Linked DNA regions of Homo sapiens: region 1 is linked to region 2. Evidence: chromatin loops called from intact Hi-C (ENCODE). Cell type or tissue: natural killer cell. All regions are shown on one strand. Links, peaks and the distances in the headings refer to the core of each region. The heading gives the core; the rest is flanking DNA.

The links. Hi-C counts contacts between places; a loop is a spot of excess contacts. Peaks named below come from ENCODE experiments on the same cell type or tissue, not always from the same donor. Only the 100,000 strongest peaks of a DNase experiment are listed, where the experiment ranks them.
Region 1: it touches region 2 in a loop (19-fold over the local background); 46 of 110 quality-filtered maps call a loop at or near these places.

What each region holds. Positions count from the first base shown.
Region 1 is chr9:98,073,293-98,075,792 of GRCh38, forward strand. All of the region lies in intron 2 of NANS (N-acetylneuraminate synthase), which reads left to right. It also overlaps a transcript of TRIM14 not described here. Among named protein-coding and RNA genes, the nearest start is that of NANS, 18 kb to the left of the region's middle. RefSeq lists an enhancer at 1,341-2,147. In natural killer cell, for the core only: CTCF peaks have their summits at 1,278 (motif pointing right) and 1,477; DNase peaks (open chromatin) are centred at 1,289, 1,732 and 2,349.
Region 2 is chr9:98,214,534-98,228,902 of GRCh38, forward strand. TBC1D2 (TBC1 domain family member 2) reads right to left here. Exons shown (of 13, transcript NM_001267571.2): 6 at 6,300-6,695. Among named protein-coding and RNA genes, the nearest start is that of MIR6854, 7.5 kb to the right of the region's middle. RefSeq lists a silencer at 4,234-4,528 and an enhancer at 8,137-9,336. In natural killer cell, for the core only: no CTCF peak of the experiment used is centred there; a DNase peak (open chromatin) is centred at 1,498.

The sequences.
Region 1 (2,500 bases), core at 1-2,500, 140 kb before region 2:
TTTTTTTTTTGAGACGGAGTCTTGCTCTGTCACCCAGGCTGGAGTGCAATGGCATGCTCTTGGCTCACTGCAACCTCCACCTCCCAGGTTCAAGTAATTGTCCTGCCTTAGCCTCCCGAGTAGCTGGGATTACAGACACACACCAACACGCCGGGCTAATTTTTGTATTTTTAGTAGAGGCGGGGTTTCACCATGTTGGCCAGGCTGGTGTCAAACTCCTGACCTCGTGATCTGCCCGCCACGGCCTCCCAAAGTGCTGGGATTACAGGCGTGAGCCACCGCGCCTGGCCTGGGCTTCTTTTTTTTTTTTTCCAATCCTGAAGGATCCAAAACCTGAGGGGAGAGGAAGGGACTTTAGAAAAATCTCAGCTCCACTCCTCTCTTTCCTTACCCCTGACTCAGATCAGCAGTTCCCAGAGTGTCCCACAGGACACAGTACAGAAATGGGGTTCTGTGGGCACGTGTTGTCCACCCTCATTCATTAATTGATTTAGAATCAATAAAGGGTTTTTTGGTTTATTTTTTGTTTTGTCACCCAGGCTGGAGTGCAGTGACACGACCTCAGCTCAGTGCAGCCTCAACCTCCTGGGTTCAAGCAATCCTCCCACTTCAGCCTCCTGAGTAGCTGGGACTGCAGGCACACACCACACACCCGGCTAATTTTTATATGTTTTGTAGAAACGGGATTTCGCCATGTTGCCTAGGCTGGTGTCAAACTCCTGGGCTAAAATGATCCTCCTGCCTTGGCCTCCCAAAGTGCTGGGATTACAGGCATGGGCTACCATGCCTGGCCAGAATTAATAAAGTTCTGAGTCGAATAAGTTTGGGAAACACTGGGTTTGGAACTCAGCTAAGTTGATTTACTGGGACCCTCTAAGAAGGCATTAAGGCAGGGTAGTGTTTCTCCCAAACGAGGCTATCCATGGGACCCATTTCTGCATGTTGAACTCAGCTGGGAGCCCGAGGAGAGTTGTACATGCCTGAGCTCCCTTCAGACTCCCACAGACTTTGTGCTATGGGGCAGGAGGGAGAGAGGAGTGCTGAGGCTGCCGGGCTGCATGGAACCCCAGATAGAGGGAACCCGATAGCACGGTCGGCAGGCTAGGGGAAGTCAAGGAGTCCCTGAAGAGAAAGGGGTCACCAGTTGCTGACCCAGCCTGTAGTAGCCCCTAGGCACAGCGATACTGTCTTAGGGCTGAAAGTTAGGATCTTCCAGATTACTCAGATTCCCTTTGCCCGATGGCTCTGAGTGGCAGTTTTCTAAATGTCCACTGGGTGGCGCTGGCTCCCCAGGAGGCGGCAAAATGAGGCGCCCCTTCCCTTTCCAGCAGGAATTGGCCTTTTTCTTTACTTGAAAATTACAGAATTCCATGCAGATTTTACAGCCTCTGTAGGTAAGCTTTCACAAGGTGTTTTTCTGCACTTGTCCCCCCTCCTTGCCCCGATCGCTCTGCCCCTCTCTTGGGGGGGTTTCTGCTTCTGTTTATGCCCTGGTGGGCCACACCACACTCCCACAAGATGAACATTATACAAAAGAAAACTCAGTGGAAGGTTCCTTCTTTAAACAGAAAGCACTCTCTTCATCTGCCAAATGAAGTGAGAAGGGTAGGAAAATTAGATTTTATTGAAAAAATATATTTAAAACTGATGTTTTTTCAGTTCTGTCTTAGGGCTAGTTAGCAGTGTTATGAGACACAAACAGGAAGGAGTGAGGTGGAAAGGTATGGAAGGTACTGGGCATGGCAGCTGAAGCTTGCAACCCCAGCACTGTGGGAGGCCAGGGTGGGACAACTGCTTGAGGTCAGGAGTTTGAGAACAGCCCGGGCAACATAGCAAGACCCCATCTCCACAGCAAATTAAAAAAAAAAAAAAATTAGCCACATGTGGTGGCACGTGCTTGTGGTCCCAGCTACTTGGGAGACTGAGGCAGGAGGATTGCTTGACCCCAGGAGTTTGAGACCAGTCTGGGCAACATAGCAAGACCCCGTCTCTACCACAAAAGAAAAGAAAAAGATGGAAGGGGAAAAGAGAAGAGTTAAAAATAAAGCAGAGGAAGAGCAGTGAGAAAGGTGAAGGAAGGGAGGAAAGGAAGGAAACGGTGGGAGGGAGGGAGGAAGGAAAGGGAGAGAGGGAGGGAAGGAAAGGGAGGAAGGAAAGGGAGGAAAGGGAGGGAGGGAGGAAGGAAGGGAGGGAGGGAAGGAGACAGGAAGGGAGGTAGGTTGGTTGGTCCGTCGGTCCGTCGGTCCTAGACCAATCAGAGTTTGCATTTCATTTCAGCAACTTCCCTGGGAGAGGGAAAGATTTGTGCCCATGTGATCAAGTGTGAGCAACTCACTAAGCCCTAACTTATTTCTGAGTCACCATTCAGAGACATTGATTTTTTCGACTTTTGATTTCCAACTTCAAAACAAAACAAAGGGACTCAAGAAAACTTTTGAAGGTGATGTGTATGTTTATTACTCTTGTGCTGATGGTAGCAGTAGTGTATACTTAAGTCCCA
Region 2 (14,369 bases), core at 132-2,631:
TCCGACGTGGCCAGGTTGATTTGGAAATGAAGAACATCACATGTGCAAGCGATGCTGCAGCAAGGATGACTCCGACGTGGCCAGATTGATTTGGAAATGAAGAACATCACATGTAGTTTGGGGCACATCCTCGTCAGGGTCACATGTGCACAGCCCACAGGTGGTCCTGGCCCTCCCTGGGTGGGTCTTCACTCTGGCCAAGATGATCTCCAAGGTCTCCCCAGGCTGGAAGCTCCGATGCCTGCCCAGGGGCTGCTGCCCTCCGCCCAGAGCCTGACACACTAGAAGGGCCTCTGCTCCCAGGGGAGGGAACGAATGCCCCCTGTTGACTTTATCACATCACCCCTCACCACTCCACGGGGGCTCTCTGTGGTGCCCCAACCCAGGCCACCCCTGCTTTCATCTCCCTCGCTGTGCCAAGGCTGAAAGGCTGTGCATCCACTCAGCTTGCTCTCTGCCTTCTGGCTGGACCCAGGCAGTTCCAACCCCTGGCGCCACCCTCCTCCCCCTATCCAATCCTGTCCCTGACCTAGATAAAAAACCAGCTTCACTGCCTCTCAAAAATGCTGCTGTGTGCGCCAGCCGCTCTGCTGGCAAGTTTCTGCCTGCTTCTTCTCCACAGTCCCCATATCCTATCCTTATGTGGCAAGAAGTGAAAATCTTGTTTGTGGCACAGGGACCAGTCTCCCATGAGCATCAGGCCTTTCCTGGACCACTCCCCACTCTCTCTGGAGTCTAACACTTTACTGTCTGGAGATATAGAAACTTATGAATACAGAGGCTGTGCAGGCTTCCGGCATCACCCCCATCACCAACACCACGCAGCATATATTCTCTCACTTCATCCTCCTAGCAACCCTAGAAGGGATGTTCTTTTATTATTCCTATGACACAGATGAGGCCTCAGAGGCTCTGAAAGGGTAGGCAACTTGCCTAAGGCACAGCCAGTATAAGGCAGATGTGACCAAACCCAGGTCTGTCTGATTCTTTTTGTTTGTTTGTCTTGCTCTGTCGCCCAAGCTGGAGTACAGTGGCGTGATCATAGCTCATGGCAGCCTCGACCTCCTGGACTCAAGCAATCCTCCCACCTCAGCCTGTCAAGTAGCTGGGACTATAGGCAGGCACCACCATGCCTAGCTAATTTTTTGATTTTGTAGAGACGAGGTCTCACTATGTTTCCCAGGCTGTTTTCAAACTCCTGGCCTCAAGCAATCCTTCCACCTCGGCCTCCTAAAGTGTTAGGATTACAGGCATGAGCCACTGTGCCTGGCCAGGACTGTCTCATTCTAAAGCCCTAATCACCAAACTTCCTGCCGGGCACCATCTGAGCTCCCCACCAGCTGGAATCCACCTGGATGCCCACACTCTAGTCCCTACCCTCCAAGCGTTGTCCTTTGGTGTCTCCTGGCTACACGCATGCAGGCTTATGTGACCTCTCCTACCCATCAGACAGTATAACAACACATCAAAGACGCTGGAGTTGGCCATGTACCGGCACCGCCTGGTGGTCAGTGGCATGAATGCTGCGGGCACGCTGTCTGGGTGGAAATTCTGTCTTGACCACTGAGCCCCTGGACAAGTTACTTAACCTCATCCTCTCATCTGGAAAATGAGGATAATAACAGTACTACCTCATGTGGCTGGGAGAGGATTCAGTGAGTTAATATGTGCAAAAGGCTCAGAACGGTGCCTGGCATGTGGCAAGTGCAACGTGAGCGTGAGCATCGTCTCCCTCACTGAGTTTGCATGACAGCTCGAGAGCTACTATTCCCCACCCTGCACCCACCCCCTCAGTCGGCTCACAGAGTTCGGAATCCAATGCCCGGGAAAATACAACAAGCCCCCCCGCAAGGGAGGAAAGGACCTACCATGACCTGACCCATCTCCCTCATATCCACAAGGCTGTGGGATAACTATTAAAGTGCCCTAATTCCCATTTAACAGATGAGGAAACACACACAGAGAAAGTAAGTTCCCCTTGTCACGAAAGAGAGCCAGGATCCAAACCCAGGTGTGTTCAGCCCATGGCAGGTGCTCAGCAGACACTGCGTAGAGAAAGCAGACCCAGCTCTGGCGCTGGCCACTGCTCCACACCACTGGGTCTCCCTCCTTGATATCACCCCTTCCTCCTCCCAGGCCTAGATGTGCTCATGGATATTTATTTATTTTTCTTTCTTTTTTTATTTTTAGAGAAAGGGTCTCACTTTGTCACCCAGGCTGGAATGCAATGGCATGATCATAGCTCACTGCACTCTTGACCTCCTGGGCTCAAGTGATCCTCCTGTCTCAGGCCCCTGAGTAGTTGGGACTACAAGTGTGTGCCACTACACCCAGCTAATTAATTTTTAATTTTTTAAAAAGGTCTCATTATGTTGCCTAGGCTGGTCTCAAACTCCTGGCCTCATGCAATCCTCCAACCGTGGCCTCTCAAAGCACTGGATTGTGAGCCACCACGCTTGGCTACACACTGTTATTTCTAAGGCTTTGGAAAGAAGGCTTTTGTCACATAAGATACCCTGCTTCCAGCTCTAGGGAAGGCACAGACATGCCGGACAGGGAGGCAGAGTGAGCACAGCCTGGAACAGCAGTGGCAGTGGGTGGCGTCGGGCAGTACCTCCCCCTCCAGCTCGATGCCCTACCTTGAGTGCTCGTCTTGGCTCAGAACTGTAGGGAGGAAAAAGAGAAACCTCAGAAAAGAGAAAAGCCACAGGACAGTCACCAGTGGAATGAAAGAAGGAAAACCCTGGAGAAGGGGGACCAGGGAAGCAGGAGCCCGGGAATTCTCTTTGGGCCATGCCCATGGACTAGGCCCTGTGCTGTGTGGAAGGCAGTGGCCTGGGCATGGGAGGCCAGGTTCCGGCTGTAGCCCTGCCTCTTGCTGCCTGACCCTGGGCCAGTCCTTCTCCCTTGCCCCAGCTCAGCTGTCCCTGCCAGAAAATGAGTGGGGCAGACTAGATTTCTGAGTCTTTCCAGATCTGATATTCAAGAGGTCAGTGATCCTGTTCTCAAAACCAAAGTCTGAATAACAAGGGGCATTCCCTAAAGTTGGGTTCCTCAATCACAGGGCAGGCAGGAAACCTCAACATTCTCTGTCCTCAAACTCAAGACAATGGATATTTGATGGGTATTCTAAAAGCTAAAAACTAAGGAACACCAACTACATGCAACTCTTTCTCTTTTTTATTTTTTTTTTAATAGAGACAGTGTCTTACTCTGTTGTCCAGGCTGGAGTGCAGTGGCGTGATCACAGTTCACCACAGCCTCGAACTCCTGGGCGGCTCAAGTAATCTCCCACCTCAGCCTTCTGAGTAGCTAGGACTATGGCGGGTGCCTTCATACCTAGTGAATTTATTTTATTTTTTTTTAGAGACAGGGTCTTGCTATGTTGCCTAGGCTGGTCATGAACTCCTGGGCTTAAGCAATCCTCTAGCTTCAGCTTCCCAAGTAGCTGGGACTACAGGCACGTGCTACTGTGCCTGGCTAATTTTTTAATTTTTTGTAGAGATGAGATCTTGCTATGTTTCCCCGGCTTGTCTCTAACTCCTGGCCTCAAGTAATCCTCCTGCCACAGCCTCCCCAAATGCTGGCATTACAGGTGTGAGCCACCCATGCCTGGCCTTATGCAACCCTTTAAAGCACAAAGCACAAAACACTGGGCCTCTGAGGATCATATGCAAGTGTATTCTTGGTTAATGTGAATCACATACCCAGAGTCTCCATGTAGCTGAGCTCACTGATAAAGAAAATTCATGGCCAGGTGCGGTGGCTCACACCTGTAATCCCAGCACTTTGGGAGGCCGAGGCAGGCAGATCACGCGGTCAGGAGATCAAGACCATCCTGGCTAACATGGTGAAACCCCGTCTCTACTAAAAATACAAAAAAATTAGCCGGGCATGGTGGCGGGCACCTGTAGTCCCAGCTACTCAGGAGGCTGAGGCAGGAGAATGGCGTGAACCTGGGAGGCGGAGCTTGCAGTGAGCCGAGACCGCGCCACTGCACTCCAGGCTGGGTGACAGAGCAAGACTCCGTCTCAAAAAATAAAAATAAAAAAAAATAAAATTCCTGAATATGTAAATTCAGGGGCACACTCAGTCTCCTAGTGAGTCCATGATTACAATCAACTCTCAGGCTGTCTGGAGCCACCTGGCTGATCTAGTGTTCTTTTTTTTCCTTTGAGATGGTGTTTCACTCCTTCACCCAGGTTGGAGTGCAGTGGCACAATCTCAGCTCACTGCAACCTCCACCTCGTGGGCTCAAGCGATCCTCCCACCTCGGCCTCCAGAGTAGACGGGAACACAGGCGTGCGCCACCACAAATCTTTCTGACCCCTGTGCTGCTCTACCGGGGCTTGCACAGTGGATTCCGGCAGTATGGGTGGAGAGAAGAGGAAGCCGCCTGGCTGGGGGCAGGCAGGGTAGAAAAGCAATCAGATGGAAGCAGTTTTCCCTGCTGTGTGGAGGGCTGAGAGCTTTCTAATCATCTGGCTGCATTTGCATTGGAAAGGTTATGTTTTTCTTTTAACCCAAAAGAATCTCTGATTTCAGACTAAATAAGGGAAAAGATTCGGGAACTGGTTATGTGGGTTTTCAGTCTTTGCTGAAAGAAAGGGAAGGGAATCAGGTTTCACGTCCTTTTCCTTTATCCTTCTAACAGCCCTAGTCAAGAGGACTAGTTGGGCTATTTGACACAGAGGTGAGCTAACATGCCTAAAGTCACACAGCCAGAAAGAGGCAGAGCCAAGAGTCAAAGAGGTCAGTCTGACTTCAAAGCTTGGGTGGTGGCCACTGTTCAACACTGCCCACTGAGAGCTTTTCTCTCAAAAGCTTCCTGATTTCTTTTTTTTTCTTTCTCCATCTGCCCTCACCGAGTAGTTCTTTGATAGAGTAGCATGAGAGTTCTCAAGGTTATAAGTCTATATGTACAGTCTCGTGTGGCTTAATTATGAGGATACACTCTGAGAAATGCGTCATTAGGTGATTTCACTGTTGTGCAAACATTGTAGACTGGACGCAGACAAACCTAGGTGATTTAGCCTACTACGCACCCAGCTAGATGGTGTAGCCTATTGCTCCGAGGCTGCAGACCTGTGCACCTGTTACGGTACTGAATACCATAGGTGGCTGTCACATAATGGCATTTGTGTATCTAAACACATGTAAACATAGAAAAGGTAGCATGTTGTGCTATGATGTTATGACGGCTATGATGTCACTATGTGACAGGGATTTTTCTGCTTCATTGTAATCTTATGGGACCATCACATATGCAGCCTGTTATATGGCATCTGACTGTACATATGTGGTTGTGAGTGGCAGGGTTTGGGGCAGGACGAACTCTGGTTGTATGGCTCCCTTTACGGACAGTGGAGGCTATGAGTGCACTCCACAGCCACAGGCCTCCCAGTGGGACAGTTCCTGTCACAACCCTTTAGAGAGGAGGCTGCGGGTCACGGCAGGCAACACACTTCACATAAAGTTCCTACCTCCTGTGACATCACTGGTCCCTGTGGGGTGGGGAAGCCTAGGGAAAGATAGGGACAGAGAAGGGGAAGGAAGGGGAGGAAAGGAGGAGCAGGGATGGTGGCAGCAGCTAGAAGCGGCAGCTGAGCAGACAGACCAGACCGCAGACATGAGCTCCAGCCCAGCTCCAGCTCCTCCACTTCTTCAGCACATGACCCTGGGCAGGCTCCTTAACCTTTCTCAGCCTCAGCATTCCACATCTGTAAAGGGGGAGCACACCAGCGGCTGCCTCACCTCACAGGGCTGGCGCGAGGACTAAATGTGGCGATGCACCCACCGAGGGCAGTGCCTGGCACACAGGAAACACCCTATAAATTCTACAGATGGGAGCAGTGACTATTGGCAGCTGCAGGTCATCCGTACAGTGTGCAGGCGCAGGACTGTGGGGGGAGGGTCGTGCTGGCCCCTTAGGGCTCTCGGGTGCACTGGGATGGCACTAAGGGAGGTTGACCAGGCCAGGCCCCACACTTAGCTAGTCAGGCTTTCATCTCTCATTTGATAATCTAGAGGCACCTTCACTTTTCAGTAGCCCAGGATACCAGGGCTACTGGTTAATGGGTCAATCAAGGCCCAGGCAAACTGCACTGGGCCTTGTGGTAAAGAAAGTGAAGAAGCGTAGAGCAATATTCCCATCAACATGTGTTTCTAATGTGAATATTCTAGGATGAAGGGGTATCCCCACTCCACCTAGCAAACCCTTAGGGGTGGAGAGCGCACCTTCCCTGAGGGCTGGGACAGAGGACCGGCAGGACTGGCAGGCCCTGAGGGGAGGCCCCTACCTTCAGGTGCTCTATCTTCCCCTGCTGGCTCAGGAAGTCCCTGTTGGCAGCGTCGGGGCGCAAAGGAGACTGGTCAGGGGGGTGCGTGAAGTCCTGGGTGACCTTCTCAGAGAGCTTGCAGATGACCTGCTGCTTGGCGTGGTTCTTGTCCATAAGCAGCTGCACGTGCTGCTGTAGCTCCTGCACCTGCTGCTCCCGCAGGCTCGCTGTGTGCGCCAGGCTCTCCCGCTCCTGCTCCAGGGCCTCCACCCGCCGGCCCAGCTCCGCGATCTGCCGCACTTTGTGCCGCACCAGCTCCAGCCGGTCCTTGTCCTCAGCCGCCGCCAGGTATGCGCTGGACGCCCGCTTCTCCTGCTGGGCGGCCTCCAGTGCCTTGTGCAGGATCTTCACTAGCTCCTGGGCAGGGAGAGGGAAGAATCTTGTGAGCTCAGGGAGGGCCTGCTGGGCGCCACAGTGGGGTATATGTTATCAGTAGTTCTCCTAACAACCGTGAGAGGTGCCCAGCAGCATCCCTGCGGCATCTCATCCTGACACTCACTTTCTCCTTCTCTGTTCAAGTGACTGTTAGCTGGGCACATGGTTCCCCAGCTTAAAACTGCATCTCCCAGCCAAGCCATGGTGAGGTGTAGCCAAGTAACTATTCTGCCTAAATGGGAAATGAAAAGTGAGATGGGCAGCTTCTGGGTCCTACCTTTAAAACCACTAGATACACGCTCCTCTGGTCCAGTTCTCTTTGCTTCTGGCTGGGAAGTGGCAGGAACTAGAGTGGCCGCCTCAGACCCACAGCAGAAGGTACATGTTGAGAAAGGGCTGCCCCCCAGCTCAGAGTTGCTCACCTACCTCTGGGTTCTTTAATGTGAATGAGAAACCTCTCACTCGTTTTGGGCCACAGTGCTTTGAAACTTTTTTTTTTTGAGATAGCGTCTCCCTCTGTTACCCAGCCTGGAGTGCAGTGGCACAGACATGGCTCACTGTAGCCTCAATCTCCTGGGCTCAGCTGATCCTCCCACCTTAGCCTCTCAAGTAGCTGGGACCACAGGAACATGCCAACACACCAGGCTAATATTTGTATTTTTTTGTAGAGAAGGGGTTTTGCCATGTTGCCGGGCTGGTCTCAAACTCCTGGACTCAAATGATCTGCCCACCTTGGCCTTCCAAAGTGCTGGGATTACAGGTATGAGTCACCACACCCAGTGGAGATGTTTTTGTCACAGCAGCTGAACCCATACCCTGACATATACACATCCATTTCAGGGATGAACAAACTGAGGCCCAGCAGAGAGTAGAATGGAATTCAATCTCAATTGGCTAGATTCCAAAGCCTGTGCTCAGTAACTAAGAAAACCAGGGGTGGCAGCTATGTGGCATTACTCTTCCCTCTCATCCCTGTGGCAGACATCACTAATTAATCTCCCATACTTCTTCCTGCACAGCCTACCCTAGTTGAGGCCTCAGAATCATTCTCAATATAGCAGCCAGTCACTACCAATCAAGTTGAGTCAGGGTTAAAGAGGAAATACACTGGCAATCCCCATGTAAAGCCACACACAGAGGACCTCATTCAAGCCATTTGTGCCTAGTTACCTTCAGCCCACCAGCCGATGCCTGCAAAGCTGGTGGAAGGAACTCTAGAAAGTTCAGAAACAATAGAGCTTGATTTATTCCTCAGCAGGGGCAACTAATTCACACAGGAACTCAAGGTCTGCTCAGCTCCCTGTGCCTTTAAGCCTGTAATTTCCCCAGGGAGGGCCACGCCTGGACTCAGGCCTATCTGTCCCAAAGCAGGGATGTGAATTTGTTCTGGGCCAGGATCAGGACATCAGCAGCCAGGTCCACGTGGAACTAATACCAGGTAGGTATGACTTTCAGGCAACACTGCCCTGCTCTGTGCTTCTCATTTGGAAAAACATGGTTTCCTAGAGACATGTCAACTATACCACACCAAAGTATTAAAATGAGTGGATTGGCTGGATAGCCTTATTTGCTAAGAACAATTCTATATTGGAGGAAAACTGCCAAAAACCATGACTTTTTTGGAGAAGCTAATGACAAGACCACATTAGCCTGCATCTTCTGAAACCTTAGGACTAGTGACCATCCTTTCTCTGGTTCTCTCTTTTCCTTCCACATGCCCATCCATCCATCCAACCTTTACCAAGCACCACTCGGTGCCAGGCCAGGCCCTGAGCCAGGTGCCGTGGCCCAGAGAGGGAGTGGTGAGAGTTCCCACCTCCAAGGACTGCAAAGGCTGGTGGGAATGAACATGACCCACCACAGTGGAATGATCTACTGCAAGTCAGGGGAACAAGGGTGTTTGTGGGAAAGGCAATGACTTCTGTCTGGGGTGGAGGTTGTGGGGAATACCAGTCCAGAGCATTTAAAAGAAACTGTGAAGAATGAGAAGGGCCAGAGATGGTCGAGCAGCAGGTGGGAGATGAGGGTGGGGATGGCCCTCCAGATGTGGCCAAGCTACAGCCCCAGTAAAGACCTGGAGGAAGGAAAGAGCTACCATGGAGCTGTGGGAGCCCTGGGGTGTGGCAGGAAGTTGGGGTGAGGACAGCACAGTGATTGCAAACCAAAAGGGAATGTTTGGAACGTCCAGAATGAAGAAGTCAGCTTCTCAGGGCTCAGTGGAGAGAGATTAACATTCCTGTGGTTCCAGGAAAACTGGGGGCCTAGGCCATTTTCTGCTTCAGCTGAGATTTGGAGGTTACCTTGGATGACTGCCCAGGGAAATAACCAACAGACATCATTGTTCAGACTTGCCCTAGGAGCAGGACCAGTGGGTGTCTTTCCCTCAATTTGGGGAGTTAGTTGACTCTGAAGCTTATTTCATTACATCTAGCTGTCTCCTTCCCGCATTTGGCTCCCAGAATCTAAGACTGAGACACCAGCCCAGGAGGCTCTCCTCCCACCCCCAGAATTCTTGTACCAGAATAAAATAGGCTTAAAAGAACGGAACCAGGGCAGAGGGAGGGAGCCTCAGTAGGACTTGTAAGATGAGGAGTGAGAATGTCATGAATTCAAGAAACCTAAAGTCTGGATTATAAGCAATGTCTTAGGACCAATTCTTAAAAATAGGTTGGGCCGGGCGTGGTGGCTCACGCCTGTAATCCCAGCACTTTGGGAGGCCAAGGCGGTCGGATCACGAGGTCAGGAGATCGAGACCATCCTGGCTAACATGGTGAAACCCCGTCTCTACTAAAAATACAAAAAAATTAGCCAGGCGTGGTGGCGGGTGCCTGTAGTCCCAGCTACTCAGGAGGCTGAGGCAGAATGGTGTGAACCCGGGAGGCGGAGCTGGCAGTGAGCTGAGATCGCACCACTGCACTCTAGCCTGGGCGACAGAGCGAGACTCCATCTCAAAAAAAAAAAAAAGAAAAGAAAAGAAAAGAAAAATAGAGGGGTTGATGAAATTAAGCTTTTTGAAGTGTTTTTTTTTCTTTTCTTTTTTTTTTTTTTTTTTTTGAGACAGGGTCTCACTCTGTTGCCCAGGCTGGAGTGCAGTGGCGCAATCACGGCCCACCGCAGCCTCAACCTCCTGGGCTCAAGAGATTCTCTTGCCTCAGTCTCCCTTGTAGCTGGGACTACAGGCATGCACCACATTGCCCAGCTAATTATTTTATTTTCTGTAGAGACAGGGTCTCCCTATGTTGTTCGGGGTGGTCTTGAACTCTTGGGCTCAAGAGATCCTCCCACCTTGGCCTCCCAAAGTGTTGGGGTTATAGGTGTGAGCCACCATGCCCGGCCCAAGTGGTACTTTTAATATTTCTCAATCGAGTTGTTTGGTTCATCTCAGATTTTGATACGTGGTCATAAGTTGTCACTTTATTTAAATTTTTAAAAGCCAATAAATCATCTTTAAAAAATAATCCTTTATCTTTTTAGAGCATTGCTACTTTCATCAGTGGTGGGCCCTACAGGGGTCAGATGAAGGGGCATGGGCTTTGGAGTTGCACAGGCCTCGGTTCCCATTCTGGATCCGTGGGGGGTGTATCTAACGAGGTGACTCTAAGGAGGGTAGCTCAGGTGGCCTCTTCATTGAACCTCAGCTTTCTCATGAATGGGGCTAAAGCTTCCTCTTCTGCTCAGAACTGCCTCTAGCATGAAAGAGAAAGTGCCAAGTGTCCCTCCCCAAGCTGACATGGCCAAGGTACCTCCCAGCCCTCTTTCATGTCCTCTGAAGTTTTTGGCTGGAGTTCTAGGAAAGTAAGAGGCTATACGTTGCCCCACTGAGTTTCCTAAAAAATTACGTTCCTTTACCCAGTAATCCTGATTGAACTAAGGTGGCCCCAGAGGGCCGCAGGCAGGGTCCCAGAGGGGTTCATCATTCCCAGCCGCCAACAGATGGCCAACATCACCACAGACAACAGCCTTCCATCTGCCAGAGCAGACGGCCTTCAGGCTGGGTGGAGTTCTGTCAACTCCAAGGGTCAGTCCCCGGCCAATCAGCCATCTGGTGCTATCTCCTAGAGCCCAAACCTCTTGTGGGGCCAGTGCTGCAGGTATGGGGACAGATAATGGCTTAATGGGTATTGAAGTCAACCTGTGGTTTAATATGACACCAGGGGGTACACAGGGAGTGCATTCATTTTTTCTCAAGAGCAGTTTTGGTGCTTGTGTCTCATAGTGGGCCTCACCATGAGACTATGGAAGAGAGGAGGCAGCCCAGCCTCTAGACTTGGAGAAGGAGGTTAGGGCCCCAATCCTGGCTTTTCCAGCTGCCTGCGCATGGGCAAGTCACCCAACTCCTCTGAGCTCCTCAAATGCTGGCTTAGCCCCTGGGAGACCCTGAGCATGCAGACACTCTGAGAACCTCAGTTTCCCTTTCAGAGTAAGGGGATGAAAACTATTGTAAGGACAGAGATAACACATGGGAAGGCTCAGCACAGTCCTGGGGCCGCGCTTCATACCAGCAGTTCCCATGCTCACATCTTCTCTTCCCCACTAGATGGTGAGGTGCCCAAGGGCAGGGATTTGTCTGCAATGTGCTCTCAAGAGCATCTCGCAGTGTTTGAGATAGAAATTCCTAAAGAGTCACGAAAGCCACTGGCAATGGCCAGATCAGCTAGGATAAGACCCCAAATTCCCATGTCCTCCTGAAGTTTGAGGTAGACAGGAGGTGCCTTCCCACTAAAGAAACACAGGAAGGTACCTCGCAGGGGTAGCTCCTGGGATTCCAGGTGCCCATCTTCCCAGCTGATGAATGGGACTCTAATGAGGGTCTCAGATGGACAGCGGCTCTCCTAGCGGCATTCTGAGTGCCTGGGGGCACCACTGGGCACCCAGAAGTTGTGCTGGCTTTTTCTGTCTCACCTCTTTGGTTTCAGTATCTGGGCTACAGGTGAAACCCTAGAGTTACGGGGCTGCCATTCCTCCCTTCCTAATGTGGAATGAAGACCTAAGCTCCCTGATCACTGCTATGGCCCCACGGCACATTTCCTGAAGGCACTGATGGGCTCTCACTTCCCGCCTCGTCTCTGAGCCCCTCAGCAGGGCACCTCACTGCTTGTAGGGCAGGAAGAGATTGACATGGAGGGTAAGGAGGGCTGCAGTAATCGCCAGAACAACCAGAGCCTGCATCTGTTGGGCAGCTGCTGGGTGCCAGGTACTGGGCTTTATGAATCTGGGCACAGGTCTCTCCAGTAAACACGGCTGCAACTCCATTTACAGAAGAGGAAACTGAGGCTTAGATAGGTTAAGAAACTTGCTTAGGGCCAGAATTTGAGCCTGTGCTGTCTTATTTAAAGGCTGGTTCTTTGAATCACCCTGAAGACTGAAGTTCATTTGTGGAATGGGTTGGAGAGTAAACAAATCCACTCCTATTGCACAATAATTGGATAAACTAAATAAATCACAACTCATTCTCCTTTTGACCCTCTGTCCCAGGACACAAAGTCGAGGTTTGGTGGAAGGTTACCTGGTAGAAAAAAAATCCAGATTCTTCAATGCATCAACAACTTCCTCCTGACAATTTCCCTCTGAATATATGGGAGTTGTCAATAGCCTGGTCAACCCTTATTAATCTCCAAGAATCTTGCCTTTATTTATTGAAGAATGATGAGTCCTCCAGAGATGCAGAGCAATCAGGGGCAAACTTTCATGAAATCTAGGTTTCCTGGGGCCTTTCTACTTCATCTGACAATTTGTAATGTCTTAGAAAGAAAGGCTGTGTCAAGAGAGGCTGCCCGTATATTCAGGATTTCTTTTTCTTTCCAGGTTTGGGTTTCGGATTTAAGCTCTACTAGTCCAGGGATCAAGTAGCTGCTATGGCTCTGTTTCATGCCCTCTCAGCTCTCAGGAGCGTCCAGCAGCCTCAGAACTGGAGCACCATGATGACAGGAGGAAAAGACAGCTGGGCTGCTAAGCAGCAGCAGAGGGGACCTCACGTGTTATAACTACACATTTGGGTGTTGCTTTGTTTAATGTCTGTCTCTGCCATGAAATGCAAGCTGTAAGGGCAGAGCCTGTGTCTTTTGCTCATTGTTCTTTCCCAGCACCTGGAACACTGCATGCACATAACAGGCCCTTAATAAAAATTTGGTGAATAAACACATGAGTTAAGAACGTATGAATAAATGAGCCCCCTCCTTTGAGAACTCTAATGTCTAATCACCAGTTGCTTCACTAAATGTAACTCCTGGCCAGGCACGGTGGCTCACGCCTGTAATCCCAGCACTTTGGGAGGCTGAGGTGGGCAGATCACTTGAGGTCAGGAGTTCGAAACCAGCCTTGCCAACATGGTGAAACCTAGTCTCTAATAAAAATACTAAAAACAAAAACCAAAAAACAAAAAAAAATTAGCTGGGCATGGTGGCAGGTGCTTGTAATCCCAGCTACTTGGGAGGCTGAGGCAGGAGAATCGCTTGAACCCGGGAGGCAGAGGTTGCAGTGAGCCAAGACTGCACCACTGCACTCCAGCCTGGGTGACAGAATGAGACTCTGTCTCAAAAAAAAAAAAAAAAAAGTAACTTCTGACATGCCAGGAATGAAGCCTCTGCCGGTTCCCCTGAGATCTGCTGACAGTGGTCACTGCTTAGGGGCAGAAAAGGCAGACGAGGGGCCAAACTAGGTATAGGGAGAGCATTTTTTCTAGATTTCTTCCCACCAAAATAGGGCAGAAAAGAAAAGAAGAAATGTACAAGTTATAAGAAATATTCAGAAGGTAATAGGGCATAAGCCCCACCTCCCCAGCCTAAGTCCTCTGGAGTCAGGGCTGGAAAACAAAGCAGAAAGGGCCTCCGGGCAGCCAAAGTTCAAACACAAAAGCTTAGGCCTTCCTCTAGAGGAAAAGGAGTCTGGGCCCTCACTGGAGCCCGCCACTGCCACCACAGGTCCTACCAGGCCCCACCGTTGGGATTTATGTAACAACTGCCTAACTTAGTCGCTTTTATCACTCTAAAGAGGGGCTCCCGCCCGGAGCTGCAGCCCTCTCACATCTTTGCCCTGGGACCCTCACTACTTCATAAGGTAGCCCCTGGCTTTTAATACCATTTACTCTCTGGGATGTAGGATTTTGGAGTAGTTTTAATGTCTGTGTGTATGAGATCTGTTTTCTACAATTATTATATAGCTCTTGTAACTCTCGTAATTAACTTCTTACCATATTAAGCCCAAATATTCCTTTCACTGTTTCTGTGTTGGTCCTGGCTTAGCCCTGGGCCACACACATGCTGCTTGTTTGCTTTCTCCTGTGACAGTCTTGTGACGGTCATTCAGATATCTGTGCCCAGATATCGGCTGCCAGGTCAAAGTTCCCCCCAGTTCTATCGACAGCCCCTCCCATGACCCTGCATCCAGATCACCTGCCTCTAAATAATGTCATTTTCTGGGTAGGGGGTGAGACCATGCATGGCCCTCCAGGAGGGGTCCAAGAGACAGTTATTAGAGTAGATCTCCAGAGATACCTGCCCTTGGTGCCCTTTTGTGACTTACTTTGAGTGACATCAGGTTCTTGAGTAATCAACAGCATATTTCAACATTCTGCAGTTTGGCCTTTAAAGACCAGAGAGTAGCTGGTGCCCAGCACGGCTAATGCGTCCCATCTAGCTTATCCGAAAGGCTCCAGGA